2 separate regions of the Homo sapiens genome follow, and region 1 is linked to region 2. The links are chromatin loops, found by intact Hi-C in ENCODE. Cell type or tissue: sigmoid colon. All regions are shown on one strand. Each heading gives the region's core, and the rest is flanking DNA. Links, peaks and the distances in the headings are about the cores only. Region 1 overlaps PTCH1 (patched 1). Region 2 has its middle 24 kb from the start of FANCC.

Region 1 (5,449 bases), core at 730-4,729, 110 kb before region 2:
TCAGGTGATCTTCGTTGCTTATTTCCTTCTGTATCTGGTAGATTGCAGCACCTCGTCATCGTGACTCTGCTTTCTTTTGAACTTGTTAACGTAGAGATATTCGGAGGTATAAAGACAAGCTCTCTTCTAGAGCTGTCTTGGGGAGTATCTTGAAAACAGAAGGTAAAGGATTTGGGGCTGGCAGCAAAGACAACTCTGCAGCTTGAAGCCAAAGGATCACCCAATAGGTGGCCCATTATTGTCTCGGGTTAGAAACACTGCAGAAAGAAATGCCACATTTGACCTACGCTCCCTCTCCTTCAAACTGTAGAAAGGAAAACTTAAAAATACCTAAAATTGTCACCTGACTTTATTCTTTTAAGAAGTGAAAATGACGTGCTCAGATTTCATATTCGAGTCCCCACAATTAGGAAGCATTTAGCATTGGACTTTGGTGTCAACTCTTGGGAATCTAAGCCTAGTTTGGATCTCAAGGCAAGTCGTTTCCAGTTGATTTAATTAAGAATATGACTTTGTGAAATATAAAAGAACAGTGAGTTTTCCTTTTGAAAAGAATTTGAGAACTGCAGAGGAGGAAACCACTTGCTTCTTTGAGCAGCCTCCATGGCTTTGTGAGGGACCTGCTCTTGGATAGAACTCTGCTACTTTATGGAGCTCTAAGGCCAGAATCACCAATAAGTAAAAGATAGTCCAGGATTAGAACCATGACAGGGCAGAACCAGATGTGAGAAATGATTGGTTTGTTTGGCACGCTTCAGTACTGAGAGGTTGTGTGTGTGTGTGTGTGTGTGTGTGTGTCAGAGAGAGAGATACGCTTCTTATCTTCAAGTAAAAAGAAGAGGGTTTCAACTAGAAGTTTTAGCCAAAGTTTTATTACGGGAAAGAGATGAGTCCATTGGTTGGCCTGTGGCATAGCCCACTGGGCAATTTGGCATCATGGAGGCCGCCTTCTTAGAATGAGTGCCAAGCTTGCTTATTGTAGTTTTTGCATAGAGTGAATGGTGAAGTGGAATCGCTGTAGACCAGCGCTTCTCACACCGATGTGCTGAGGAATCATCTGAGGGTCTAAGTGCAGGGCCGATTTCGGGGGGCGGGAGGTGGGATGAGGGCTGGGTCTGCATCTCCAGCTACCTCCCTGCAATGTCCATGGAGCTAGACTTCTCAGCACAAACTACTGCTAAGCCAGCAAGCCAGTTCCTAAATTCCTGTTTGCCAATACCAAGTAGAGAGTTGCCCAACTGAGTTAAATGTTTTGGTCTGTGTTTTATTTTAGTTCTTAGTTTGATTTTAGCTTTTCCTTTGTTCTTAGTATACACTTTTTCAGGCACTAACGTTATCATTATGATATAAAAGCTCAATGTCAAGTAGAGTTTCTTTTGCATATTTACTTTCTCGTTTAACACAAATATAACAAGCACCCCATAAGTGCCATTTGCACAACAGCAAATAATGGGGACCCCCATATCCCTCTGTGTAGCCTAAGGTCTTTTAGGGGAGAGACAAGTTCACAGGCAAAACCAGGGGAAATGCAAGGTGTGCTGGGGTCTCATGAGTTACAGGAGGGTCTCGCTCAGCCTTGTGGGGGATGCTGAATGAGGAAACTTAGCCTGAATTAGAGCCCCCAGCTGGAAACCTGGCAGCTGGAATCCCAGCGCTCTCCTCTCAGCCGGGGTTGTTCCCGCCCAGAAATATCAGGGTTCCTCTTTCAAGCACTTAAAAGGGCTTCCCATTTTCTAGGATGGGATGGATTAACCTGATAAAGGCCTCACCAAGGTCAAATAAATGAGCAGACACTGTATATGCTAAGCCGTCAGAAATCTAATTGGCCTGTTTATGCTTCAGCTAGATGGATGGGATGCAAATGTCTTAATGTGGCTGCTGATACATGCCCCAGCCGAAAGTTCCAGCAGTTTACATTAGACCAAGACATTGGCTGCTTGGTTTTTACTAATGTAGTTCAGAAGTTTCTAGTGTTTACAATAGCTGTGAGGTATTTGTATTTTTATGGGGATTCTCTCTCCTTTCATCTGATGTCAAAACATATATAGACATGGCAGCACTGGTTGCCTGTTCCATTTTATGAACCAGAGGACCATTAACAGATAGATATCTTGCCCCCCCCTTCCCAGAACATCCTGAGCCTCTCCCCTACCCCAGCCCACTTCCATCAGAGTTGCCCTAGAAATCATTAGTTCCAGAAACGCATCCCTGCGTGGAGTCTGTGCCCTCCAGCCATGCAGAGTGTCTGCCAGAGGCTGTCCCTGGCTGACAGGTTTACCTTGGTATTCATGAAGGATTCCAGACCTTAGCCCTCAATGGTGGGAAAGCAGAACTACTTCTGCACTCTCCTCCTCTGCCATGGTGCTGCGGCCTTTATGTTTGAATTGGCTGACGCAAAACAAGAGTATTCAGAGATGCTAAATTGTTCAACAAAAGATTGGCCCGCAGAGCAGCCCCGCCATTGTGGAGTGCCCTCACCCAGCACAATGCCCCAGCTCCCACAGAATGGGCAGCATTTTCTTTGCAGAAAGCTGGTTCCTGTGTTCTAAAAAGGTTGCAATTGGAGCTATTTGGTAAAACTGGAACTCACAGAATTCTAGGCAGAAAGTTGTGATTAATGAAAGGCCAGGGAAAGCCTTACCTGATATGCTAGAGACTTAATTAGAGATTCTGCCGTAAGATGCAGAAGCATTTCACAGTGGATTAGCAGCCTGCAGAAGTGGGCTGCTTTTCCTCCTGGGCTAAATTGTTTAAATTCTACACCCTTCACTTCATTTGTTTGCTTCTGCTGGGTTTTCACGAGCGGGGCCCCTCGGCATTGTGTTTGTGCTTTCAGTCTGCCCAGCCATTCAGGTCGCATTCCATATTTTTGTGTTTGTGTAACACATTCATAAATAACATTACATGCCATCAGAGTTCAGCAAATTAACAAACTAATTTTTTTTTTCTTCCCTTCATGAACTAACACTTTGGGTTGTGGAATGTAGTCCTCAAAGTCATAAGGTAAAGAAACAAAAAGCAAAAACTCACCTTGTGTTGAATGTGAACTGCGGTTGGATAACAGCCTTTTCAGTGGGGTGGGTTTTGTTCATTTCTGGCGTTGCCATGCTGCTGTGTCGGGCACACGGAGGGTGGCGCGATCCACCCTGTCACAGCGCGTGTTCCCGTTTCCTCTTGATCTCCCAGGTATTTCTTTGCTGTGCTGGCGATCCTCACCATCCTCGGCGTTCTCAATGGGCTGGTTTTGCTTCCCGTGCTTTTGTCTTTCTTTGGACCATATCCTGAGGTCAGTAGTGACACGGGGATGTCCCACGTGTAGGCCGGCTGAATGCTGTGTTTCCTGTGCCGCTCTTCACTTCGATACTTAGGTGCCTCCCCACTTGCTGGTGGTTCTTCAGTAAACATCTCAGAGTCATGTCTGTTTTCCTCTTCGGTGTACTGGCTTTGAGGGCTAGAGGGCGGGTTCGGTTTGGTTCCTCTAAATCAACTGATTGGCAGCCTGGGTCTTACAGATCTTTATACAGTAAATGAAGACTTTCCCCTTGAGATGCATAATTGGACTTCACAAGAGTAAAAAGTACACATCCTGCCTTTCCAGTGTGGAGCAGAGGACAGTTCTTCTGCTCCAGCTGCGGGACCTGAAGGTCCTCCAGGTGGTAGAGAAGGGGAGGTTAATACGGCACAGTGCGCAGGGCCCCAGGGCAGGGAACAGAGGCCCCTGAAAAATACCGTGCTTTGAGCTTTGAGTGTGGCCAGCAGGTAAATGGACAAGAACACTTTTAACATGGAATCCCCTTAAATAGGTGTCTCCAGCCAACGGCTTGAACCGCCTGCCCACACCCTCCCCTGAGCCACCCCCCAGCGTGGTCCGCTTCGCCATGCCGCCCGGCCACACGCACAGCGGGTCTGATTCCTCCGACTCGGAGTATAGTTCCCAGACGACAGTGTCAGGCCTCAGCGAGGAGCTTCGGCACTACGAGGCCCAGCAGGGCGCGGGAGGCCCTGCCCACCAAGTGATCGTGGAAGCCACAGAAAACCCCGTCTTCGCCCACTCCACTGTAAGTGACTCTGCAGAACCAGGGGGAGGGGTCTTCCCACCGTGGTAGTGGGCCTGGAGGTCCAGCGGGGGCTCCTGTCTGCTGAGCAGCACATCACACAGGCAGATGGGATGCAGAGATAAGGTACAGACTAGGTCAAATCATAGGAAATAACCAGTATTTAACTCTTTCTCAACTATACAAATGCCATCTTCCTGTGGTTTGATCTCATAAAGGATAAAAAGGGCAGGGGCCAGTAATGTCACTGCACAAAGCAGTAGCATCTATCTTGTTCAGGGTGAGGACAGTTTGGGCTTCAAAGGCCAGAGATAAAGCATTCCTGCCTTTTTTTTTTTTTTCCTCTTAAGGTGCATGTCATTTGAGAGTGATATTTTCTAAAACTAGTAGTATTTTTATTGCCAACAGAGGTCAGGTTTTTTCCTTCTCTCATTTCTGTTAGGTTTCAATGCCCTTGATACAACATTCATTATTATTGTCTAAATACTTTACCATAGCTTTTGGGGCTCCAAGCTCATGTTCCAGGTGGCAGGAAAGAGCAGAGAGGCCAAGAACCACCCCTGAGTTCTTAGCCTTCAGTGATTCAGGAGGTCACCAGGAGCCTGGGAGCCCCTCCTCGGAGGCTCCAAGGACCTGGGTCCTTTCCTCCACCCTGTGCTCCCTGGGATGGGCTCAGCCCTGAAAACTCAAGGAAGGTTCTGGGCTGATGTTGCTCCACTGAGGGCCCCCTGCTGTCCCTCCAGGAAATGGGTATTCCAGTCCCAGGCCAGAGCAGCCCTTCCGTGAAAGAGAGAAAGGCCAACCAAATAACCTGAATTGTCCTCCTCCTACCCCCCGCGACGACGCCCGCTGAGCTGCAGTGTGAATCTGGTTTTGTTCAGCAGGAGCCTAAAAATAGGTACAAGCTGAACGACTTTGAAGTTGGTCACGGTCCTTTTGATTGATGTGGCCACTGTGTTGCTCTGTGCTTTGTATAGAGACGCAGAGACCAGATTCTTAACAATCAGATGGAACAGGCTGCCCGCCACAGCCCTCCGCAGTGACGAAAATGCCCTCTCTGCTTTCCAGGATGGGAGCCACCGGCCACACGTGGCTGTGGAGCACTTGAAATGTGGCCGGGGCTACCGAGGAGCTGGATTTTGGATTTTAGTTCATTAAAACTTAAGCAACCACATGTCTGGAGCGGCTACTGTGTTTGACAGAGTAGGCAGAGACAGTCCTGCCAGCGTCCTGCACTCAGGCCAGCCAGGGCCGCACACTTAGCAACTTCGGGAGAGGGGCAGCTCAGAGCCTGCAGAACCTAACAGGGTCGGGGGCAGGTTGTGGGGGGCAGCAGCTTGGATGCTCTGACCACAGCCCACATTTATGGGCAGCAGCAGTACGTGTCCAGCCAG
Region 2 (7,832 bases), core at 2,331-6,330:
CTTACATCATTTATGTGAATAAAAAACACACGCAACAACAATGTGCATTTTACAAGAACACATATAAAGAAAGGATGCGGCCGGGCGCGATGGCTCACACCTGTAATCCCAGCACTTTGGGAGGCTGAGGCGGGCGGATCACAAGGTTAGGAGTTCCAGATCAGCCTGACCAACATGGTGAAACCCCGTCTCTACTGAAAATACAAAATTTAGGCCGGGCGCAGTCGCTCACGCCTATAATCCCAGCACTTTGGGAGGCCGAGGCTGGTGGATCACGAGGTCAGGAGATCGAGACCATCCTGGCTAACATGGTAAAACCCCATCTCTACTAAAAAATACAAAAAATTAGCCAGGCATGGTGGCACGCGCCTGTAGTCCCAGCTACTCAGGAGGCTGAGGCAGGAGAATGGCATGAACCCGGGAGGCAGAGCTTGCAGTAAGCCGAGATAGCGCCACTGCACTCCAGCCTGGGCGACAGAGCAAGACTCTGTCTCAAAAAAAAAAAAGAAAAAGAAAATACAAAATTTAGCCTGGCTTGGTGGTACATGCCTGTAATCCCAGCTACTCAGGAGGCTGAGGCAGGAGAATCACCTGAACCTGGGAGGCGGAGTTTGCAGTGAGCTGAGATGGTGCCACTGCACTCCAGCCTGGGCGACAGAGCAAGACTCTGTCTTAAAAAAAAAAAAAAGTAGGATGCATATTAAATATATTAGAATAGCATAGCTTCTTATGGGAGATCAGGGGAATGCAAGAGGAGAATGGAGGATAAAAGGGAATTGATGAATAAATAAAAACAAGATGGAGCCTGAAAGGACCAACAATGGTTTGCACTAGAAGCAGGAAACGGAACTCTCTGGACCCGAGGTCCAGCCTAAATCACCATCAGCTCATTCTTATCACTGTCATCAGTTTAAGATGAAAAAATACTGGACTGAGAAACTGTGATATTGTGAAATATATGTTTGGTCTTCAACCCTATTTCCTGGCACACAGCTCCTAAAATTCTTAGAATCTCCAAAGTGCTGACTTTTTGTATGCTAATGATTGACTGGAGGCTGGCAGCCCCTGGATAACTACAAGATGGGTCTGGTCACCAGAAAGACCAAGGCAGGGGTAGGATTGGGACTTTCAGCACCACCCCCTGACTTCTGGGGAGGGGAGAGGGACACCTCCCACAAAGTTGAGTCAATCACCAGTGGCCAATGATGTAATCAATCATGGTTACATAACGAAGCTTCCATAAAAACCCAGTATGACAGGGTTTGGAGAGCCTCCTGATAGCTGAACACATGGAGGTTCTTGGAGGTTGGTGCACTTGGGGAGGGCATAGAAGCTCTTTGTCTCTTTCCACATACCTTGCCCTAAGCATCCTTCATCTGCATCTTTTGTAATATCCTTTGTTAAAAAAGAAAAAAAAAAAAACTGGTGACGGCGGGGCATGGTGGCTCACACTTATGATCCCAGCACTTTGGGAGGCCAAAGCAGGTGGATCACTTGAGGTCAGGAGTTCGAGACCAGCGTGGTCAAAATGGTAAAACACCGCCTATACTAAAAATACAAAAAATAAAAAATAAAAAAAAAAGCCTGGTTGTGGTGGTACATGCCTGTAATCCCAGCTACTCAGGAGGCTGAGGTGGGAGGATCGCTTGAACCTGGGAGACGGAGGCTGCAGTGAGCGGAGATCATGCCACTGCACTCCAGCCTGGGAGATAGAGTGAGACCCCATCTCAAAAACACAAACAAATAAAAAACTGGTAACATGTTTCCTTGAGTTTTGTGAGCTGCTCTCACAAATTAATCAAGCCCAGAAAGGGAGCCATGGGAACCCCAATTTGGAACTGGTCCGAAGTTCCGGAGTAGAAGGGGGGTCTTAACGGGACAGAGTTCTCAACCTGTGGGATCTGAGGCTATCTATCTCCAGGAAGATAATATCAGAATTGAGTTATAGGACACCCAGCTGGTGTCTTCTGCAGAACTGATGACTAGCTTGATGTGTAGCGGCAACCCCACACGACTGATCACGGAAGTATCCTGTGTTGATTGTTGTCATAGGAGAGCAGAGGAAACACAGTTTGTGGGCTTTTTGGTTTTGTTTTATTTGGAATTAACAGACTCCTACTTTTGAACTGTGCAACACTGAGCAGATCATTTCTACTCTGTAAGCATCTGTTTCATAGTCTGTCAATGGGAATGAGTATTGCCCTCACCACAGAGATTAAAACATGAGATAAAGTGAGACAGTGTATGTGAGAGTTATTTCTAAACCACAGGGATTATCTGCAGAGATTACCTTGTTATTAAGCTCCTGGACCAGACTGAAGTCCAACATATAATAGTGGAATTGGGGTTTGGGGATGGGGAGTCTAAAACGAGGAGGAAGGAAGTAGGGGCCCACCTCTGTGATCCTGCCCATTAACTGGTCCTTCTGACCTTGCTCAAAATGTCCCTCCCCAAGGTGCTCCCACCACAGAGCTGGCTCAGTGCTTCCCACAAACAGGGCAGAATGCCTAGAATAGGGGCCACACACACAAATAACTTTCAGGGCTCAGTCACATAGCAGATATGGCAAGATTGAAAGGTTTATGTCATAGTATAGCTTGTGAATGCAGAGAAAATGGGTATCTTAGCTGGGTTACCCACAAATGGACCTTGAGATGAGCTTTTGTGTGCAAGGCATTTATTGAGGAGGGGCTCCCTAAGGAAATCAGTCAGGAGATAGAGGGAAAAGGATGGGAAGGGGATGAAACAAAGCAACAGAACAATTTCAGAGTCTGCAGCCTGCAGGCTCCAGGAGCCCAGTTTTCCAAAGCAAGTCACAGCAGGGCCTGAGCCTCAGAACAAAAGCACACAGAAGCTAAAAGAGGGGGCATCTGACACAATTCGTGTAAAATGTTTAACAGGAGTGAGGACATACCACCAAATTAATGCATCTTCTTTATTTTGACTCAGTTTAATCTGATCTTCGTCATGAGCCTCCACCCATTGGTTCAATGGCACAGGGGTGGAAAGGGAGTTAAAAAATTAACTATTAGTTCTATCTGGTTTAAAGATTGTAGCATGTTCCCTTAATCTCATCAGTGTCTTTAGTTATTGCTCAGTCTTCTCATAGATACAAATATTCCCTTTCTCAGTTATCCTTCATCCCCCTTGCTCTCTGTCCGAGGCGGTATCTTGAGAGAAGGGGAGTAGAGTGTGCCTCACACAGGTCCTGTGGTGACGCAGAAGGGCTGGGTCTCCGCGGAGGCACCTTCCACTTCTTGGCCTCTGGGGAGGGGCCCTGCCCTGACTGTTTGCAGGCTGCCTGGATGTCCCCGACCCGTGCTCGGTCTGTCAGTTTGGTCCCAGTCTGGGGTCACCCTCTCTGACTTGTCATCACGTTGGCCTCCACTGGCTGTAGACACAGGGCCTGTTCTATGTATCCGTTCCATCTTCCTGCCCAGCAGTTACAGGTCCATTTTCTGTCGACTCACTCCGACCATCAACTTTCGATTCACCAGTTTGCTGTGGGGAACCCCAGATTGTAGCAAAATACCTGTAACATAAAATTAGTCATTTTAACCATTTTAAGTGTGCAATTTGGTAGCATTATTAGATTCACAGTGTTGTACAACCATCACCACTACCTATTTCTAAAAATTTTCAACTCCCCAAATAGAAATTTCCCTAGTTACCTCCTTCCCCCCAGCACCCGGTCACCACTAATCTACTTCCTGTCTCTATGAGCTTGCCTATTCTAGATGTTTCATATAAAAGGAGTCAAAAATTTGTCATTTTTGTATCTGGCTCATTTCACTTATAATGTTTTCACAATTCATCCATGTAGCATGTATCAGAATTTTGTTCTTCTTGATATGTCAACTTAAAATCATTTCTTCTTCTTCTTCTTATTATTATTATTTGAGACAGAGTCTCACTCTGTCACCCAGGCTGGAGTGCAGTGGCATGATCTTGGCTCACTGCAACCCCCACCTTCCGGGTTCAAGCCATTCTCTTGCCTCAGCCTCCCAAGTAGCTGGGATTACAGGCATGCTCCACCATGCCCAGCGAATTTTTATATTTTTAGTAGAGATGGGGTTTCACCATGTTGGTCAGGCTGGTCTCAAACTCCTGACCTCAAGTGATCCTCCCACCCCAGCCTCCCAAAGTGCTGGGATTACAGGCTTGAGCCACTGCACCTGGCCTAAAATCACATATCCTAAAATTTGGGAAGGAGACTTTCTTATAAAGGCTTACAGTGTGCGAAGTGGTCATTCTGACAGGCTGGGAAGGGTGCCCTCTGGCTGAGATTGTTAGCAGGCACTTTGAAGAAGGAGGGGCTGGGGCAGGAACATTATGCTGAACTGGTTGGTTAAACATACATATTCAACAGGCCACAAGATGAGCTATGAATATTCATGAGGGGAGTCACACCTGTATGTGATAAGCAAACATGCATGTTACATGTGACCTGTGTTCATTTTGGGGTGGAGACTTAATGTTCAAATGCATTACAATTAGTCCCTATATATCAGAAAGTGAAGCAGGGACAGGATGGCACTCACGTGTGCAGCCTCTGTAAACCGGCCAGAACCAAGCCATGGCTGGTGGTCTTCTTATCAGGAGAAAGTTACTAAAATTGGTCTCTTGTCCAGTCACAGCTGTGGTTCTGGCTGGTGGAATGGGAGAGTGGGTGTGGGACTGGGACTTTGGCGGTCATTGCCTGGCTGTCAGCTGTGGATGAGCTGCAAATTGTTTTAATATTGCTTATTTCAAGGCCAGTGCTTGTTTAACTGCTAGAGAAAAAGAAAAGAATTCATGGCCGTTAGAATATAGTTTATTTTTTAAGTGTAGGGGTGAGTGATTTAACCCTCACCTGGCATGGCCTTAGATCCTGCTTATAATTTGGTTCCTTATACCACAGAGAGTCCATTCTGTCAGTCTTATGAGCTCCATTTTCACGTGAATGCTGGTCAGTTGTGTCTAAATTGCACAAGGCGGGGGTGTATAACGAGGCATGGCCAACCTCCCATCCCTTCATGGCAGGGAACTCGGTTTTTAAGATTTCTCTGGGGTGCCTTTGGCCAAGAGGGGATCAGTTCAGTTGGTTGGGGAGCTTAGGATTTTATTTTTCCTTTACATATGGTTGAATTATATTCCATTGTATGTATATACCATATTTAATTTATCTATTCACCTGTGAGTAGAAACAAAGGTTGTTGCCATCTTTTGGCTAATGTGAATAATGATGCAATAAACCTTAATGTTTGAGTCCCTATGTCTAATTATTTTGAGTGTATACCTAGGAGTGAAACTGCTGGGTCATATGGTAACTCTATGTTTAGCTTTTAGAGGAATTGCCAGACTGCTTTTCACAGCATCTGAACAACTTTATATTCCTACCAGCAATGTATGAGGTTCTGATTTCTCCACATTTTTACCAATACTGTTATTTTGGTTATAGCCATTCTAATAGGTGTGAAGTGGTATCTTACTGTGGGTTTTTCTTTTTCTTTTCTTCCTCTGCTTTTTTTTTTTTTTTTCTTTTTTTTTGAGACAGGGTCTCACTCTGTCACCCAGGCTGGAGTGTAGTGGCACAAATACTGCTCACTGCAGCCTCAGCCTCCTGGGCTCCAGCAATCCTTCCACTTCGACCTCCCCAAGTACTGGGATTATAGGTGTGAGCCTCCTCACCTGACCTCATTACAGTTTTGATATGCATTTCCATAATGATTAGTGATGTTGAGAATCTTTTCATGTGGTCATTGTCCATTTGTATATCTTTGTAGAAATGTCTATTTATGCCCTTTGCACATTTTAAAATTGAGTTGTTTATCTTTTTTGTCAGAGACAGATTTTTTTTCTTTTTTTTTTGAGACGGAGTCTCGCTCTGTCGCCCAGGCTGGAGTGCAGTGGCGCGATCTCGGCTCACTGCAAGCTCCGCCTCCCGGGTTCACGCCGTTCTCCTGCCTCAGCCTCTCGTGTAGCTGGGACTACAGGCGCCCGCCACCACGCCCGGCTAATTTTTTGTATTTTTAGTACAGACAGCGTTTCACCGTGTTAGCCAGGATGGTCTCGATCTCCTGCTCTCGTGATCCGCCTGCCTCGGCCTCCCAAAGTGCTGGGATTACAGGCGTGAGCCACTGTGCCCGGCCATGTATACATATTTCAAAGCAATATGTTATACACGATAAATAGGCACAACTTCTATTTGTCAATTAAAAAATGCATTTAAAAATTTTAAAAAGAGGCTGGGCGAAGTGCCTCACACCTGTAATCCCTACACTTCGACAGGCCAAAGTGGGAGGATTGCTTGAGCCCAGGAGGTCGAGGCTGCAGTGAGGTATGATTTCACCACTGCACTCTGACCTGGGCAACCAGAGTGAGACCTTATCTCTTTTATTTTTTATTTTTTAAATTTATTTATTTATTTTTTTGAGACGGAGTCTCACTCTGTCGCCCAGGCTGAAGTGCAATGGCGCGATCTCCGCTGACTGCAAGCTCCGCCTCCCAGGTTCACACCATTCTCCTGCCTCAGCCTCCCGAGTAGCTGGGACTACAGGCGCCGGCCACCGCGCCTGGCTAATTTTTTGTATTTTTAGTAGAGACGGAGTTTCACTGTGTTTGCCAGGATGGACTGGATCTCCTGACCTCATGATCCACCCGCCTCGGCCTCCCAAAGTGCTGGGATTTAAGAGACCTTGTCTCTTAAAAAAAGTTAAAAAAAAAAAACCCCAAAAAACTAAATTTATTTGTTTGCCACGGTTTGGAGCATTAAAACGACCAGTAGCCTTAGAGTTACAAGGTGGTTCAAGATCTGGTTTTGCAACCCACGAGTTGCTATGGTCTGAATGTTTAAGTCCTCACAAACTTCGTGTGTTAAAATCTTTACCTGCGAGGTGATGGTATTAGGGGGTGAAGCCCTTGGGAGGCAATTAGGTCATGAGAGCAGAGCCCTCATTAATGGGATTAGTGACCTTAATGAAACAGGCCTAAAAGAGAGCCCTTGCCCCTTCCACCATGTGAGGTTAGAGTGAGAAGACAACCATCTATGAGGATGCAGGGCCCTTGACAGATGCAATGAACCTGCTGTTGCCTTGGTCTTGGACTTCCTAGCATACAGAACTGTGAGAAATAGATTTCTATTGTTTATAACTACCCCTCCCTCACCAAAAAAGAAGATGATAAATACATTCAGCTGCATTTTCTTGTCCTGAACCTGGAGAAGTTACCTCATTTTTTTCGCTGGGTATTCTTTTGTAATCGAAATCTCCTTCCACTCATTTTAAAGAATGCCTCTGAGATTTGGAAAGGCAAAAGAGAAATCATGTTAATAATTTTCAAAATGCTATTTCCATGATATGTGAAATTGTTATGGGCTCTTCGGGGTGTCGTTTTTCTGGCCAGAAGCCTCTGTGGCCTGTGGCACCTTTGCTTGAGTTTTGCTTGGGCCTGCTGGGCTCGTTTTGCCCACTCAGCCTGGCAGGCTGTGCTCAGCTCACGCTACTGGCCTGGATGCCATGCCTGCCAAGGGTGAGTCAGGTGTGGAAGGGTGAGGGGTGTGTAAGTGAACGTGGGATCTTGCCACCGCACACAGACATGCCAGCTGCTATAGCTGGTTGGTCAGCTCCAGGTGCCAGCATGGGTGCTGGTTCTCTGCAAGGCTGCAGCCAGACTGGCACTGGGGAACATGTTGGCGCCTGGAAGCTTGGAGACAACAGGGACCGCAGGGCCCCAAAGAGGGAGTCACAGCCTTGGCTTGGGAAGCTCCTAGGTCTGGGATCCTGGAAGGGCCACAGCGACCCTTTGTTCCTTCTCTTCCCCCACAATGTGGTGAAGAAGGGGCATGTCTCAGT

The links. A loop is a pair of places that touch in the nucleus more often than their neighbours do. Peaks named below come from ENCODE experiments on the same cell type or tissue, not always from the same donor. Only the 100,000 strongest peaks of a DNase experiment are listed, where the experiment ranks them.
Region 1: a loop joins it to region 2, with 2.4 times the contacts of the local background. A loop is called at or near these places in 1 of 110 quality-filtered maps.

The regions. Positions count from the first base shown.
Region 1 is chr9:95,447,678-95,453,126 of GRCh38, reverse strand. It overlaps PTCH1 (patched 1), which reads left to right. Exons shown (of 24, transcript NM_000264.5): 21 at 3,187-3,286; 22 at 3,804-4,058. Among named protein-coding and RNA genes, the nearest start is that of PTCH1, 59 kb to the left of the region's middle. RefSeq lists an enhancer at 4,596-5,449. In sigmoid colon, for the core only: no CTCF peak of the experiment used is centred there; a DNase peak (open chromatin) is centred at 2,306.
Region 2 is chr9:95,338,262-95,346,093 of GRCh38, reverse strand. No RefSeq gene overlaps it. Among named protein-coding and RNA genes, the nearest start is that of FANCC, 24 kb to the right of the region's middle. RefSeq lists enhancers at 3,298-3,799, 4,086-4,587. In sigmoid colon, for the core only: a CTCF peak has its summit at 4,294; no DNase peak of the experiment used is centred there.